Linked DNA regions of Homo sapiens: region 1 is linked to region 2. The links are chromatin loops, found by intact Hi-C in ENCODE. Cell type or tissue: PC-9. All regions are shown on one strand.

What was found. A loop is a pair of places that touch in the nucleus more often than their neighbours do. Peaks named below come from ENCODE experiments on the same cell type or tissue, not always from the same donor. Only the 100,000 strongest peaks of a DNase experiment are listed, where the experiment ranks them.
Region 1: it touches region 2 in a loop (4-fold over the local background); 17 of 110 quality-filtered maps call a loop at or near these places.

Annotation. Positions count from the first base shown.
Region 1 is chr15:33,605,422-33,613,421 of GRCh38, reverse strand. It overlaps RYR3 (ryanodine receptor 3), which reads right to left. Exons shown (of 104, transcript NM_001036.6): 19 at 47-239. Among named protein-coding and RNA genes, the nearest start is that of RYR3, 300 kb to the right of the region's middle. RefSeq lists an enhancer at 185-686. In PC-9, CTCF peaks have their summits at 4,380 and 4,582 (motif pointing right); no DNase peak of the experiment used is centred here.
Region 2 is chr15:33,289,121-33,297,120 of GRCh38, reverse strand. No RefSeq gene overlaps it. Among named protein-coding and RNA genes, the nearest start is that of RYR3-DT, 18 kb to the left of the region's middle. In PC-9, CTCF peaks have their summits at 3,998 and 4,199 (motif pointing left); DNase peaks (open chromatin) are centred at 2,960 and 4,220; H3K4me3 peaks cover 1,058 bases; H3K27ac peaks cover 1,348 bases.

The DNA of each region.
Region 1 (8,000 bases), 320 kb before region 2:
AGGTGGGGTAACTGCTACTCTCCATGAAATCACAGCCATAACTTACTTGACACCTGCTGAAAAGCTCATCACAGGGAAGAAGAGCCCGTCTGTGTTGAAGTTCTCAAACATCCCCTGCACGGGCTGCCCATTGATGCGGAATGAGATGCTGGGCACCCCGAGGTCCAGGCAGCAGCTTACCACGTCATCCGATCTCAGGAGGTGCTGGTTGATGGAAGCCACAGCTCTGGGTATCCGGCCTGGTGAGGAAAGAACAGGAAGAAGGCTGTGGAACTCTGGAGGCACCTGCTAGGCTGAGAAAGGCTCAGAGGCCTCTGCGGGAGGTGGGGAGGTGTGATGGGTACTCAAGAGGTCCGGAGGTACTACTGCATTTGAAATGCAACTTTCCTTTTGTTTCCTTTTGTGTGAGATGAGCAATGAGAAATGAATTCCTAAGCTGGCGAGTGGGCAGACACCATGCCTGATTTGCGATGAGTCTCAGGGGAAATGCTCAAGCTGCTAAGAATGAGAAATAACAAAAACTTAATGTGCTCAATGAGTGTTCAGACTGTGGCCTGGTGTCTGAAGTAACAGACAGACTGCTTTTGCTGGTGTAGCTTGCTCTTCAGAAGTAGCTGGTGTGTGTGTCTGTTTAGTTGTAAGTGCCCAAAGACCTTCCTGTCTTCTACTTCCTCAAAAAGATTAGACTGCTGTAGAGTTGAATAGAGAAGCCATCAAAGAGAAGAATGGCAAGGCCATCTAGCCATTAAACTATGCTACATAGGCTGGGCACAGTGGCTCACGCCTGTAATCCCAGCACTTCCGGAGGCTGAGGCAGGTGGATCACCTGAGGTCAGGAGTTCGAGACCAGCCTGACCAACATGGAGAAACCCCGTCTCTACTAAAAATACAAAAGTAGCCGGGTGTGGTGGCGCATGCCTGTAATCCCAGCTACTCGGGAGGCTGAGGCAGGAGAATCGTTTGAACCCGGGAGGCAGAGGTTGCAGAGAGCCGAGACCGTGCCATTGCACTCCAGCCTGGGCAACAAGAGTGAAACTCCATCTCAAAAAACAAACAAACAAAAAAACTATGCTACGTAGTTTGCTTATTTGTTTTAAAGAACTTTATTATTTCGGATAAGCAGGAAAACACATTGCCAGTTATACTCTGAATTGATTAAAAAACTTCTTCACATCTCTTTCATTAGATGATTTATTATTTCCTGACTTAAAGTAGTGAGGAAAATCACCTCTCTGCTTTCCTATATCATCTTATTCTGGAAATTCTAAAAGTAAATATTAATAATTATAACCACCTACCCCTCCCCTCTCAGGTTTACATTTCTATTAGAAAGAGAGCAACAAAAGAGGAGTTAGGTTTTAAAATAGAGCTTCCAGCAAAAGATAAAAAGATATCTTGTTTCTTGATTACAGAAATAATATGTATTCATTATAAATGGTCACCATTTATACAGGAAAGTATACAAAAAGGCTGGGGAGCTCATGCCTATAATCCCAGCACTTTGGGTGGCCAAGGCAGGCAGATCGCTTGAGCTCAGGAGTTTGAGACCAGCCTGGCCAACATGGTGAAACTCTGTCTCTACTAAAGATACAAAAATTAGCTGGGCGTGATGACGTGCACCTGTAGTCCCAGCTACTTAGGGGGCTGAGGTGGAAAGATAGCTTGAACCCAAGAGGTGGAGGCTGAGGTGAGCTGAGATCATGCCACTGCGCTCCAGCCTGGGCGACAGAATGAGACCCTGTCTCAAATAAATACAAAAGAAAAAATATAACTCCATAAAAATTCTTCCAAATATATATGTACACACTCTATTTTGATGGAGTTATATATATTTTATGGAGTTATACACATTTTTTTTTCTTTTTGGAGACAGAGTCTCACTCTGTCGCCCAGGCTGGAGTGCAGTGGCACAATCTGGGCTCAATGCAAGCTCCACCTCCTGGGTTCACGCCAGGAGGCTGCCTCAGCCTCCCAAGTAGCTGGGACTACAGGTGCCCGCCACCACGCCCGCCTAACTTTTTGTATTTTTAGTAGAGATGGGGTTTCACCGTGTTAGCCAGGATGGTCTCGATCTCCTGACCTCGTGATCTGCCTGCCTTGGCTTCCCAAAGTGCTAGGATTACAGGCGTGAGCCACCGCGCCCAGCCCCACACACACACTTTTTATTCAAACTGGGGTATAGTAGGTTTTTGTAGCTTGTTCTACTAATTATATCTCAAACATTTTATTGTATAATACAATATTCATTAGAAATTTAATTTTAATGGGTGTATAATATGCTATGAAAAGGTAATTTAAAAAAATCCCCACCTGATGGATATGAGTTATTTACAAATTCTGTACATGTATCTTTGCTATAGAATATTTATAATCCCAGTTTAGAACTATTTAATGTTTTCTGTGCTTACTGCTAGTCTAGTTCAGGTTGAGCATCCTTAATCTAAAAATCCAAAATGCGAAATGCTCTAGAATCTGAAACATTTTGAGCACTGACATGATGGCACAAGTGGGGAACTTCATACTCAACCTCATGTGATGGGTCACCATCAAAAAAGTCAAAATTTTGTTTCATGCACAAAATTATTAAAAATTTTGTAAAAAATTACCTTCAGGCTTTGTATTTATGAAACATAAAGGAATTTTGTGTTTAGAGTTGAGTCCCATTTCCAAGGTATCTTATTATGCATATGCAAATATTCCCAAACCCAAAAAATCTAAAACCTGAAACACTTTTGGTCCTAAGAACTTCGAATAAGGGATACTCAACCTATAACAGATTCTAAACTAAGTGGTGAATTTTTAAATGGTAAAATCACTGTGCTCTTTTTAATTAATAAAAAAGATTAGGTAGCTCCCTCTAATTAATTTGGGTAATTGACAAAGCCATATTGCATTCCCTCCCACTCTTCCACAGGCAGTAATGAGGCTCTCCTATGTGCCAGATACTACACCTGGGACTGGGGATCAAAGACAGAAGACCCAACTCGTGCTCTTAAGAAGCCCATAGTCTGCTGGGAAATGGACATTTAAATACAAAATAATACGATAAATAATGGAATGAAGGTACGTATGTGTTGCCTTCTAGAGGGAGAGGAAGATGCCTGGGAATCTGTCTGGGAGCATGGGACAAGTTGAGACTTGGAAAATATAAAGGTCTCTAGAGAAATGAAAGGAAAGAGCAAGAGGAGTGTCTAACATAGTTGCAGAATGGCTGGAGTTTGGTAAGGCTGGAAGCTGAGGGTTAATGAAGGCTGGATGAGGGAGATATGGTGGGGCAATAAAGCTGGACAGGAGCATCCAGCTTGGACCACCTGCACAGCAAGAGTGCTGCTACACATAATGTACTCAATGCATATTGGCAAATAGTCTGGAGTGGCCTTAGACTCTGTTTTTATAACTTTAATACCTTGCTTCACCACTGAGAAAGAGGAACAACTTCCTCATTGAAGCACCTATAGGTAAAATTATTTAAAAAGAAAACAAAACTGAACCAAAGTTGAAGAGTGTGTAGGTTTGACATCTTTCACATTTCTCCATTTGAGGACACTGAGTACTCTTAGCTCACTGTATGGAGTTTAGATACCCAAGGTCCCAGGATCTTTTCTTCCTCCTGTTCAAGTCCTTGCTATGAAAAAAATCTATATATTAAAATTCAGCAAAGCTTGCAGTAATTGTCTCACTTTTAAGATTTATTTTACCATTAAAAACAATTTTTTTTCATTAGTTTAACTTCTGGAAAATATCACTGTAGTTACTTCAACTTTTTTTTGAGACAGAGTTTTACTCTGTCACCCAGGCTGGAGTACAATGGCACGATCTCGGCTCACTGCAACCTCTGCCTCCTGGGTTCAAGTGATCCTTTCACTGCAGCCCCCAAGTAACTGGGACTACAGGCGCACGCCACTGCCCAGATAATTTTTGTATTTTCAGTAGAGATAGGATTTCACCCCGTTGGCTAGGCTGGTCTTGAACTCCTGGCTTCAACTGATCCTCCCACCTCGGCCTCCCAAAGTGCTGGGATTACAGGTTTTCACCTCGTTGGCTAGGCTGGTCTTGAACTCCTGGCCTCAACTGATCCTCCCATCTCGGCCTCCCGAAGTGCTGGGATTACAGGTTTGAGCTACCACACCCAGCCTACTTGAACAAATTCTAAGAAATATTTGTGAACTGAGGAAGACCAGGAAATAATTGAAATGCTACACTGGACAATTGTCTTTAAAAGTATTCAGATCCTTGCTGGATAAAAATACAAATTCCAAGGTTCTTTAATGTTCTAAGAATCATACAAACTGGGACAAAACTGCCAAAGTTGAATCGTGACTCCAGTGTCCTCTCTCCCGTCCTCTGAGGGTTCACTGTTGGCTTCTATACTGGCCTGAGGCTCGGCCACTGAAGACAAAGAGCAGCTTTCATGGGGGATGCTCTTCATCTGCAGCAGGGCTTTCATACCAACAGGAGCTGAGCTCTGAACTTTATTTAGCCATAGCTGCCATATGCCCTCCAGAGGAAATATGGCTGGGAGAATTTCCCCCGTCTGGCTTATTCTTTCCATTGAAAATAACCACCAGGAGGAGCAATTATGCCCTCGTGGTGAAAGACACTGTCTTTTCCCACCTTTTCTCTAAGAGACTGGGCTCAACGTAGACGTTTCCTTTGGAACATTTGCTAAGAAAAGTTATAAGCAAATTGAATCCATAGGCTGGGCCTATTTTTAAAGCTTGTACAGTAGAGAACAGAGTTGGGACTAATATTATCTAGAAATGAAAGGGTAACTGTTGATAATCACTGGATATGAAGGATATACTTAGCAAGTGCTTAGAGCAATGTCCTGGGAAGACTATTTGGATAAGAGAGCCCATCTCATATCATATTCACACTGTAAAAGGTCATCTGACGACGTACACCTCACTTTAAAATGTGAGTAGTATGAAGAGTTTGAAATAGGAAAATGATGGAATGGTGGCATTGCTTTTGCATAGTGTGTGTTATAAATCTCCTCACATGCAGAGAAAGTAATCTCCACCCCTGTGAGGGCTTTCATGGCTTAATAATCATTTAGGAAGGGTCTTGTATTCCACATTTAGACAAGATGCAAATCCTTTTGACTGAGCTGCAGTGAGATAGCAAAGGGAGGTTGGAGGGGCCTTGGAATCACACAGGACTGAGTTCAAATCCCAAGCCCTTACCTGCTGCATGAACCAGGACCTATGATTTTACTAGAGGCTCAACTTCCCCATCTGTAAAATGGGCACAGTGGTACCCACAGGGATGCTATAAAGAGAGTTATTTGTAAGGTACCATTATTATCCTTTTCACTTTAATGAAGTAACTAAATGATGTCCTGTGTACCACTTAAGAGGCAGTTTATCGTAGTGGTCAAGGGGTTTCTGGAACCAGACTGCCTGGGCTCTAGTTCTGGCTCTGTCACTTAATGTGTGACCTTGGGCAAGTAACTTACCTTTGTGGACTCAAGTTACCTAATCTGTCAAACAGGAATAACGTCTACCTCATAAGACTGCTATGAGTTTTGAATCAATTAATCTATATAGAGCAATAGAAGAGCGCCTCGCACACTGTAACCCACAGCAAGTGCTATTTGTTTGTGTTTTTTTCAACTCCAGGAACCTTAATTATTAGGCTAACAGTAGAAAAGTTTGCCGGGACACTGTAGGAATATTATACCTTTTATAATATTAGAAAAAAATAACAATATGGGAAATTATAGCATTGAGGGCTGAATCCAAAAAGTGATTTAAAATCTACTTTCTTTATTCAAAGACAGTACTGAAAAACATGCACATTTTAAAGTATGTTTAATGTATTTGACCCTTTTAGAACAACCAGCAGAAATGTGACACTATGGAATGAAAAATCAAACTTGTTTCAGAGAGCTTTTCTAAGAGCAGCCTCAAGTGCTTTTTATGATATTAGGAACTCTGAATAACTCTAGAGACCATCCACTGCAAGAGGCCAGTGGTTCTTATCTCTGCCAGTCTCAAGAGGAAAAACCGTCCCCTGGTTTGGAGGCTCAGGCCCACCTGAAGTGCCCAGGAAGCTTGGAAAGGCCATTCCAAACCCGATAATATGATTTTTTTTAAAGGCCACTTAATTAGATGCTGCATATCTTCAATTAACCTCAGGGTGTATTATTACAGAATTTAGTCCCCTCTGATGAGTAACAAGGCAACTGGAAACAGCGATGCTCAGCACTTGCACAGGTCCAGGCACTGCAGAGTTTGGCATTATAACACAAGCACAAATATTTAGCCATTTGGAATGACAGGGGATCCAAAGACAGAAAAGCGCTGCTCTTCTGCAGCTACTCCTCGGATCTCGTCCACATAGGACTGGGGTTGGAAAGGTCTGAGTCACAGTGGGCTGTGTTTTATAAACAAATACCCTGGAACTCATCTTAGTTGGGAGACAGGTGAAGTCCCCTTGTGCAGATCTGACTGCAGAGGTAAATTATCTTGAGGAGTCAGTAGTCTTAATAAATCAGGAAACACAATTTTACTCCATTCATTCGCTTCCGTACTACTCATCTCTTGGGATGGTCAATTCTTTTGCTTATTTCAATTCTGAGGAGGAAAAAGTGGTTAAAGGGAAGGGGAGATATGATTCCTCCTATGAAACTTCCCCCAGCCAGTAACATACTGTGTAGGCTGCTCTGAGCAGAATTCACTCCCAACTGCTATCCTGAAAGCCCCATTGAGTCTCCATCCAGAGAGGGAAAGTGAGACCATCACGAAAAAGAGCCATTCCTCCAAAGAGAAGATCACAGTGTCTGAGTTGACCCTGGACTCTGTAGGGAGGGTTAGACAGAGTTGAGGAGGCAGATGTTCCCACAGCTGATGCCTGAAAATGACTTCCCAGGCTTCCATGGCTAAAAAGGCCTATTAAGGCTGCTTCTCCCCTACACAGAGAAAAAGCTCATTCATACTTCCAGGATGTCACTTTGAGAATTCTTTTCTCATTCAGCATGGAATGGGGGTTCTTTATTCCCTTAGATATTCCTGGGGTAGCCCTAACTGGGCTATTCTCATGGTCTTGAGTGAAGTACCAAGGACTCTGGATTTGGTCTTTATAACTGCAGTGCAATTCATAGATGACGATGGAAGGTAGCTCATATTTACTGTCTATCTAATGTGTGTCAGGGACTTCATATTTCTTATTTAAATTTCATAAGAATCTTATAGTATCCTCATTTTATCAGAGGAAAACTGAGTCTCTGAGAGGTTAATTTGTCCAATATAAAAAAAAGAAACATTAAGTGGCAGAGCTAGGACTCAAACCCAGGCGTAACTCCAAAGCTACGCTGTTTGTTCTTGACTTTCCATGGACAAAGTGTTAGAGGCACTGTAATTCTTTCCAACTACTGCAAAATCTATTGTACTTTAATAAGTATGTTAAAGACATACTTCAGTATGTTCAAGGCAGTGGCTTAATTTATGCACACAAATAACTTTAAAGGTAATGACCTGGGCATTTAAATCTCAAATAAAAGGAGAATAATTTATCACGACCACTTTCTAATATATCCCCCTATCTACCCACCATTCTCTCCTGTAGTAAGTTGGAGTGTTATTTCTGTTTCATTTCTTCATCAATTACCTTTTCATAAGATAGTCTGAAATTCATGCCTGTCCTGGTGGGGGACATCAACAGAAACTTTATTTCTTCAGCTGAAGAAATATTCCTGACATATTCCAATCCCTTCTGCAAGATATATGTTCCCTGTGTGCTCGTTGGAGAAGTCAGAATGATGCCCAGACCCAGGAAAGCTTTGGGTTTTGGTGAGAATGAAACGTATAAAACTTGGAGACACTGGTTTCTCCATGTCTCATCAGATGCTGGAGACTGAGGGATGAAATCCCTGGAGTGCACCTACATGCCAATATACCATCAAGTGCAGGCCATTTCAGAGAGCCACAATCAGTTTTTGAAAAGCTGAGTCACCAGCCTTCTTCCCACTTCTCCAATTACAGGAGCCACTGCTAGTG
Region 2 (8,000 bases):
CAGGAGTTTCCAGCTTGCCCTTCTTGACAGCTAACTGGCCCTACAGATTTGTACATGCCTAGCCTCCCTGTTGCATAATTTCTTGCAGTAAATCGGTATGTGTGTGTGGGGTGTGTGTGTGTGTGTGTATTCTGTTGAGTCCTGAATGACACAGCAGGCAGGAATATCCAATAGTTCTGATAGTGGTCTTTATACTGATAGGGAGAAGGAGGCATATTTTCATTTTAAAAGAATTGAATAACTAGAAGAAGTGAATTTTCTCATTTGAGTTTTCAAAGATACTATTTTTCCCCAGATGAGAATTCCAGATATCCCTCAAGTCATTCCACGCTGGCCACCTCTAGTTTGGCCTGAATTAGGCCTTGATAATATCCTCTTTAGACTTTTTCTGCCACTCCATACAATCAACACTTGCTTATCCTATTTTCCATTCTCTCAGGAAACTACTGACTAATCAATTGTTCTATTATTCTCTCTTATTCACAGTTATGTTCCTAGCTCCAAGTCTTGCACATTTATGTCACTTAATACAAGTTTATTTAAAGGATGATCAATAAATCTGAATTTAAATTGGAGCATTCAGTGTCTTCATCCAAAGATTAAACTAATCATCAGGCTCTTGCACCGTGAGGAGCCAGTGAAAGGGAGATAATTTGGGGCAGGAGGACCTCATCATGCTTCTCAAATCCTGCCATTCAGGTAGCTGCCTTGTAGGGCACCCAGAGTCATACCACATCTCTATATTTTTACCAATACATGGTCATAGGCTGATGTTAAGCCATGCAAGCTGCCTGTGCCCACACCCTACATAATGATAACTGGTCTCAAAGTGTGGCCTGAGGACCTCTAGGGGTCTCTGTGACACTTCCAGGAAGTTGGCTAGATCCTCCTTTTCCAACTACATACCCAGGTGAAGCATATTTTCTTTATATACTTGAATCAAAACAACATGTCACAACAGATTATAATTGAAGAAGAAGATAGAGTTGTGCTGTCTTTTATTAGGCCATTCAATACAATATTTTTTAAAAATCTAAAACAATGACATTTTTCTCACTAATCTGGGGGAACAATGCAGTCATTTTTCATAAAATACATGTGGATGTATTATCATTATTTTAAAATAACTTATAAGTAAATATTTTAAGTGATCTGTTTTAATCTTTCTTTTTTTTTTTTTTTTTTTTTTTTTTTTTGAGACGGAGTCTCGCTCTGTCACCCAGGCTGGAGTGCAGTGGTGCGATCTCGGCTCACTGCAAGCTCCACCTCCTGGGTTCATGCCATTCTCCTGCCTCAGCCTCCCGAGTAGCTGGGACTACAGGTGCCCGCCACCACGCCCGGCTAATTCTTTGTATTTTTAGTACAGACGGGTTTCACCGTGTTGGCCAGGATGGTCTCAATCTCCTGACCTCATGATCCACCCGCCTCGGCCTCCCAAAGTGTTGGGATTACAGGCGTGAGCCACCGCGCCCGGCCTGTTTTAATCTTTAATGTGGTAAATATTATTAGATGTAATCCACATAAACAAAAGCTCTTTGGGTTCTCAACAATTTTTAAGAGTCCAAGGAATCCTAAGAGCAAAAAGCTTGTTGAGTAACCACTGTTGTATACCATTGATTATGGTCTTGCTGAAACAAAAAGCAAAATGTGCCTTTATGGGTGACTGGCCCCAGGAATTGGGAACAGCTTAGAGTGGCCATGGAACCTCGAGTCCTCTCCTTCTTGCTAATGGCTAAATTCACACCAGAAGCCATGTTGTGTATATATTTTTTTATCTTCTACAGAATCCAGCAAGACTTTGAATGCCGGATACATACTCTGTAGGTATGGATTGATTGATATCTATTAATCTTCAATTGTATAAAATGTATTAATTTAGAATAAGGGGGCATCTGTCTTACAGCTCAAGAAGATTAATGTCCACCTCAAGGCTAAAACCTGAGCAGTTTGGAATACCCACCCTCCCACAGCCATTGCAGCTGTCATGTGAGTTCACTTGGTGAGAGATACAGACAGGAGAAACGTCCATGCACCATTCAAGCTGGAACCTGTTCTCTGCAGCCTGGTGCCTTTCATTGGTCCATAGAACCACAAAGCCCATCAGATTCTGGAATTTTCCTTCAGTTAGAGAAACTGGCAGGATATGAAACCTATTTTTACAGCATAAGTTCTTCAGTGAAGATTTATGACTGGTGAATAGAACCCAATGTGTCCTATCTGTGTACATGCTCTATTCTAGTACACTGTTCAAGTCCTGACTAGAGTATGGTTACAAATGCTGATTCAAAGCTCATCTCTATAGCTTACCAGCTGTGAGAACTTGAGCAAATTTCCTATACTCGACCGGCCTCAACTTCCCTATCTGTAAAATGGGAATAACAGTAATACTACCTGAAAAGGTTGTGGTGAAAATTAAATGATATAATGTATACCAAGTACTTATTTAGCGTGGGTGCCTGACACAGCAAAAGATCTGAAAAAATGTTAACTACTTTTTTGTGTTAGGCAGAATCATGGGGCTGGAAAGAGACTTTCTGTTCTTATTTGGTAGTTAATATTTAATATGCTACGCTCTAGAGAGACCAATTATTTGCCACTGCCCTTGCTAAGAATGGGAATGGAAAAAGCAGATCATGTCTTGCTTCTTTTTCATCCTCATCGACAGCCCAAAGAATGAAAATAGAAGGAGGAAAAGAATCTCTTATTCACTAAAGAAAATATGCCTCCACTTTGACCGTCTGCTGTGTGTGAGTTTGCGACAATCCCCTACTATCCAACAAGATTGTGTTTGTGTTTTAACAGGAGCTTCTCTCGCTAGAGCAGAAAGGACACAGCATTGGCCGGGCAGCATGTTTGTTTGTTTGCCCTGAGTCCTGGGGCAGCTAGTTATCTTGGGCAGAGTTAGTTTTCGGGTCTGGAGCCAGGAAAACACACTCCTTAATGCCCACATATTTGCAGTGCGACACATAGCTTGGAAGCTTGTCACACCTATTGCAACCGCTGCGTGACCTGTCTCCCAGGAAAGATTGTCTCCATGAGATATTCTTAGGGATGAATGCGGTGAGAAACGTGTACACCACTCGGGACAGCAGCCACATAACTTCAGAGGTTCGTCCGCTCACAGGCCCCTGCGGTCTGGGCTGTGCCGGTGGTCTGCCTAGGAAACTGCCTTCAGTACGCAGGGGACTGTGAGTTGCCCAGTAGCTGCATTTGAGAATCAAAGCACCGATTTCAGGCAGCGATAGGCTGTTTGTCTGGAGACGGGCGTGGAGACTCTGCTTTCATGTTCGCCTGCTGAAGGAATAGAAGGCAGGATGAACTCAGACTGAATGGCTGGCTCTGATATGTGTTTGAATGAAAACCAAAGTAAACACCACCATTTCACCAATGGCACACAGATGGACTCCTGCTTGACGCCACGAGAGGAAAACTAAAAATGAAATCAGCCAGAATAACTATTTTTGTTATTAGTTATAATGATTTTAAAACAAGCAATTCTATTGTTTTAAAAGAGAGCATCAAAATAACAGGAAAATTGGAAAGAAAGTAGCAATGTTATATAATGTCTGAAAATAAGCTAAAAAGAATGCACATGATTTCAGTGGAAGAATAAAAGTCCAAGGAAAGGATATAACAAAACTTTTTGTATGTGTCACAAGCTGCTCCCATCACTACTGAAGACAAAAGAGGAGAAAGTGGGTTTGTACTATACTGCTAGGAATTTGGGTTAGACCATGAGAGCACAGTTGCTATAATAACAGTGGGGAAGCGAACAGGGACAGTAATGGGATGATGCCTCATGAGGGTCCCTGTGTGTTTGGAGTGGCTCAGGGCCTCCTTTCCATCTTAGGCAGTGAGTTACAAATATTGCAGTGCGTTACTTTCTACATAATTATTTAACCTAAAGAAACACTTAAATGATGACCACCGCCTGCAATGAGGCAATAGCAAGGATTAAAAATAGCCAAGGCAAGGCATTAAAATATCAGGTAGCAAACAGTTAATATATGTCCTTAATGAATGAAACAAGTTTTTCGGAAGCAAGAAACTATGACTAGGAAGACTTGGAAAATTGTAGGCTTGTGTGTGCTGATTCTAATTTTCCATTGTATATGTTCTTGTTTGTAATTCCTTTCCCGCCCCTCAACCATTTAGGGCTCACTCTAGATTTTAACCCCTCCGGAGTCTCACACTTCCACATAATTAGGTTAGGTCGCCCTCTGGTGGCACAGAGCTAATCTATCTTCTGATAAAGCCTGTGTATCCTCTGCAATGCCTTAGATTTGAGCTAATTAAATATTCTGTTGGCGCTATCATATGTTGCAAATACAAACTGATACTTTTTAATGGAATGAAGAAACACTAAAGACCTAATTACAGTTTCTGTTTCATTTCTTGTAAAGACTTCAGGAAGCAATTTGGGATCTTGAAGAACCTAAGTAATATTCACTGTACTGTTCTATCAGAAATATGTCATTAATAGGGATTCTGTGTTACTGAGATTGATAGCATGTTTGATAAATACGCTTTCATTGTTAATGGCAAATAAAACACTCTGGCTTATAAAAAGATGACCTCAGCCAGGACAATCTTCATAAACCTACTTGAAATGGACTTGAAAAATAAAAAGGGCCAATAATCACTGCAAATATACAGGAGGTGAGAAAAAATTTTAATAAGTGAATAATTGAATTTTGAAAATTGTCCAAGCAACAGGCTTAATCAGCAGGCAGGGTGCTAGTGCTGATACCGTCTATCTAGCTCTGTGGTCTTGGATTCCATTAGATGTACCAATAGCCTTAAGCTAGATTTACGATTTTTTCTTAAACTACCTACAATGTTACTTGTAACCCAAAGAATCTCAATTAATAAATGCTCTCCAGAAGACTACAATCAGCAGAGACCCAATAATATATACATATACATTATAAAGGCAATTTAAACAACAAATAGCCAGGAAGACTTCCTCAATTATTCGGAATACATTGGGAAACATGGCAGAAGTGAGCATCAGATTTAACATGTAATAGGCACAGCTATGAGGAGAGAGGCTGATATTTAATCTCAAGCTCAGATTTTGAGGAAAAGGGCTGTGATGGATCTGGCTTTGGTCAGGAGCTCACCCTGCTATTACTGTAGCTGTGAATAGGGTAAATCAGGTGGGATTTGGGGCTGCAGCACGTAACCCAACAGATGTGAACTGCGAGGACAAATTCATATCAATCCTAGGGGGAATAAAGGAATAGTATCTTGCTTTAAGCCCTGACAAACATGTGTTTATGCTACTTCTGCTACTGTTAATAATTAATAGTGAAGTTGGTATTTTTTCTCACATTGAAATTAGGCAGTATAACTAAAGCCATATTATTGAGTTAATGTATTCTAACCCATGCCACAAAAAGATTTTATGGCCCTGTGAAGATTTCTTACAAAGAATATGGCATAGTAAAAAAAATTAATCTCAGATAAAAATGCATCTGAGCCTTCAATGTCAGCTATAAAATTCCATAATTTGAAAAAAAGTTAAATTTTAATAGAAGGATTTGAGACAGGAACAAATATCATTAACAAAATACTGTTTTACTGTTTTTGCCTAACATTTGTACGTTTCCAGCGTCTTTAAATTACACATTTACTATTTCCTCTAACACTGCAGGTAGTCGGATCCTTAGTTAATGTTCGTTTCATTAATTGGAGAAAGAAATTGAAGGATTTCTCAAGATCACATAAAATCTCTTAGAGAAGTCCACATGGTTTTTGTTTGATCCATCTATTCATCTATCCATCCATCCATTCATCCATCCATCCATACATTCATACATTTATTCATCAGATGCCTATTGAGCAAGTCTGTATAATATGTATGTACTGTTACAAGGGTAGCAAAGGTGAATTAGATATAATATCCCTGTATTCAAGGAGCTTGCAATATAGTAGGACCAATAAGACATGTATAAATTTAGAAAATAGGCTGACATGGGTGCTTTATACATTAACAGGATTGGAATTTCAGAAGCTAAAGGGATCTTACAGATTATGTAGTCCAATCTATCTCAAGAGTACATAAATATTCTGTAGAATATCTAGTATCCAAGAATTGTTCCTAACACTCTTAAAAAATATAGCATATATATAATCTGTATGATATAAATATAAAAGTATATATTATAAATTATATATAATTACATATTATATTTTTTAATTATACATATAAAATGATGGACTATTATCTATAAAAACAGTCATTTGCATTTGAATAGTTCTTATTGAGAGGAAATTTCTCTTATACTAAGCAAAAATCTTTACTTAATTTAATCTCTACTTAGAAAGCTATGCTATTTCTAACATTTTTTTCTATAACAGGTATTCACATATTGAACTCGTGTAGCCCTGGGTTATCCATTTTCCAGAAGAGGGCCTGAAAATCTTTCTGCATTCTGGTTTGCTTTCTGTAGAGGAACTAAATTTGTATGATTCTTAAATGTGATGCCTGAATTGGATCTATCTATTTAGAGTGTAATGGAGTCGCTTCCTCTCATGATATTTATTATACTGTACTCGTGAATTATGCAAAAGCATGTGCTTTTCTTGCAGCTATAACACGCTGATAGCTTGTCTTATACTTGAAGTCAACTAAAGCCTCAGGCCCTGCTGCTGCAGCCATCATCCTAGCCAAAGAGAGCATGGTGTGTGGTGGGAGGAGAGAGGGGGCAGGACAGGGCTAGTCGAGGAAATGCCTTTCGTCCTTGCTGGGTCTCAGGAACAGAAGCTGGGCATGTGGGCAGAGGAGTAAACAGGCCAGTCCTTGTCCTGGGTTTGGGGGCCCAGGCTAAGGAGAAAATAAAGAAGGAACTCCAATTTGAGGGTAGGCCCAAAAGCAACCGAGAACTAAAAACTTATTATCTGAGGAGCAAGTCAAGATAAATATTAACAGCCAAAGTGAAATGGCTTCAATAAGGGATAGACAAGGATAAAAAAGCAGGTTTCAGAGGTGGAATTCAGAAAAGTAACTTGAAGCAATTTTAGATCTTGTATGGGCTCACTCCTAGAGGAGGACCAAGCCTGTTCCAGCATCTTCAGACACTTAATCAACATTCACTATGTGCCACGGCCTGGCTAAGCACTGGATATAAAAGATGAAGAAGAACTGGCCCCAGTTGTTAGAGATCTCACAGCCTCCTCTGGGAGACGGATACAGGCCATATACCTATTCCGTAATGTGTTCACTACAAGGAGGAGGAACACATTGAGCTACAGAAGAAAAGCAAATAGCACAGGCTGGGTTGTCAAATTAGGCTCTGGGGAGGAGACTGAGTCTTACAGCATGGGGAGGAGTTAGGCAGATGAAAGCAGTGGGGAAGGAATATCTTCGTGGAAGAGAAAAGTCAAGTCAAAGCCAGAGAATGAGAAGCAGCATGATGTAAAAAGGAGTTACTTATAGTTCAGTGCTGCTGGATTGCCAAGTGTTGATCACTATGGTAATATATTTTTTCTTTTCCTGTACTTGAGAAGTTACCTTTAGAAACTAAGTAAAGGTCTTTACATTTATTGATTGTAATATGTATATTACTTGTCTTGCCCTTTCATAGTAGTCTTAGAATATTCTCAAAGTATTAAAGGATTATATTTACTACTTCCCAAGAGCTACAGATCATCTGAAAACCTGATAAACATTCTTTCTCTAGCTTTCTTCTAGCCCTTGAAACAAAAAAGTTGAACAGCACAGCAGCACCAAATCCAGAGCCCTTCAGTATCCTCTAAAGATATTCTGCAAAACTGACATTGACCCCACAGTCAACTGCCCACATACGTGGATGTTTAATTAGCTGACACTCTGCAGTAATGAGAGACAGTTTGGCTATCTATGGTCAGGAATGGCAGGTTAGGACAACTTAGAAAGGATCCTACATAAAAGTATACCTGCCAAAGGAGAGGTCAGGCATCAGAAGACCAATCCACATGTCAGAGCTGAAGGGAACTCAGTTCCAGATACAGGCAGC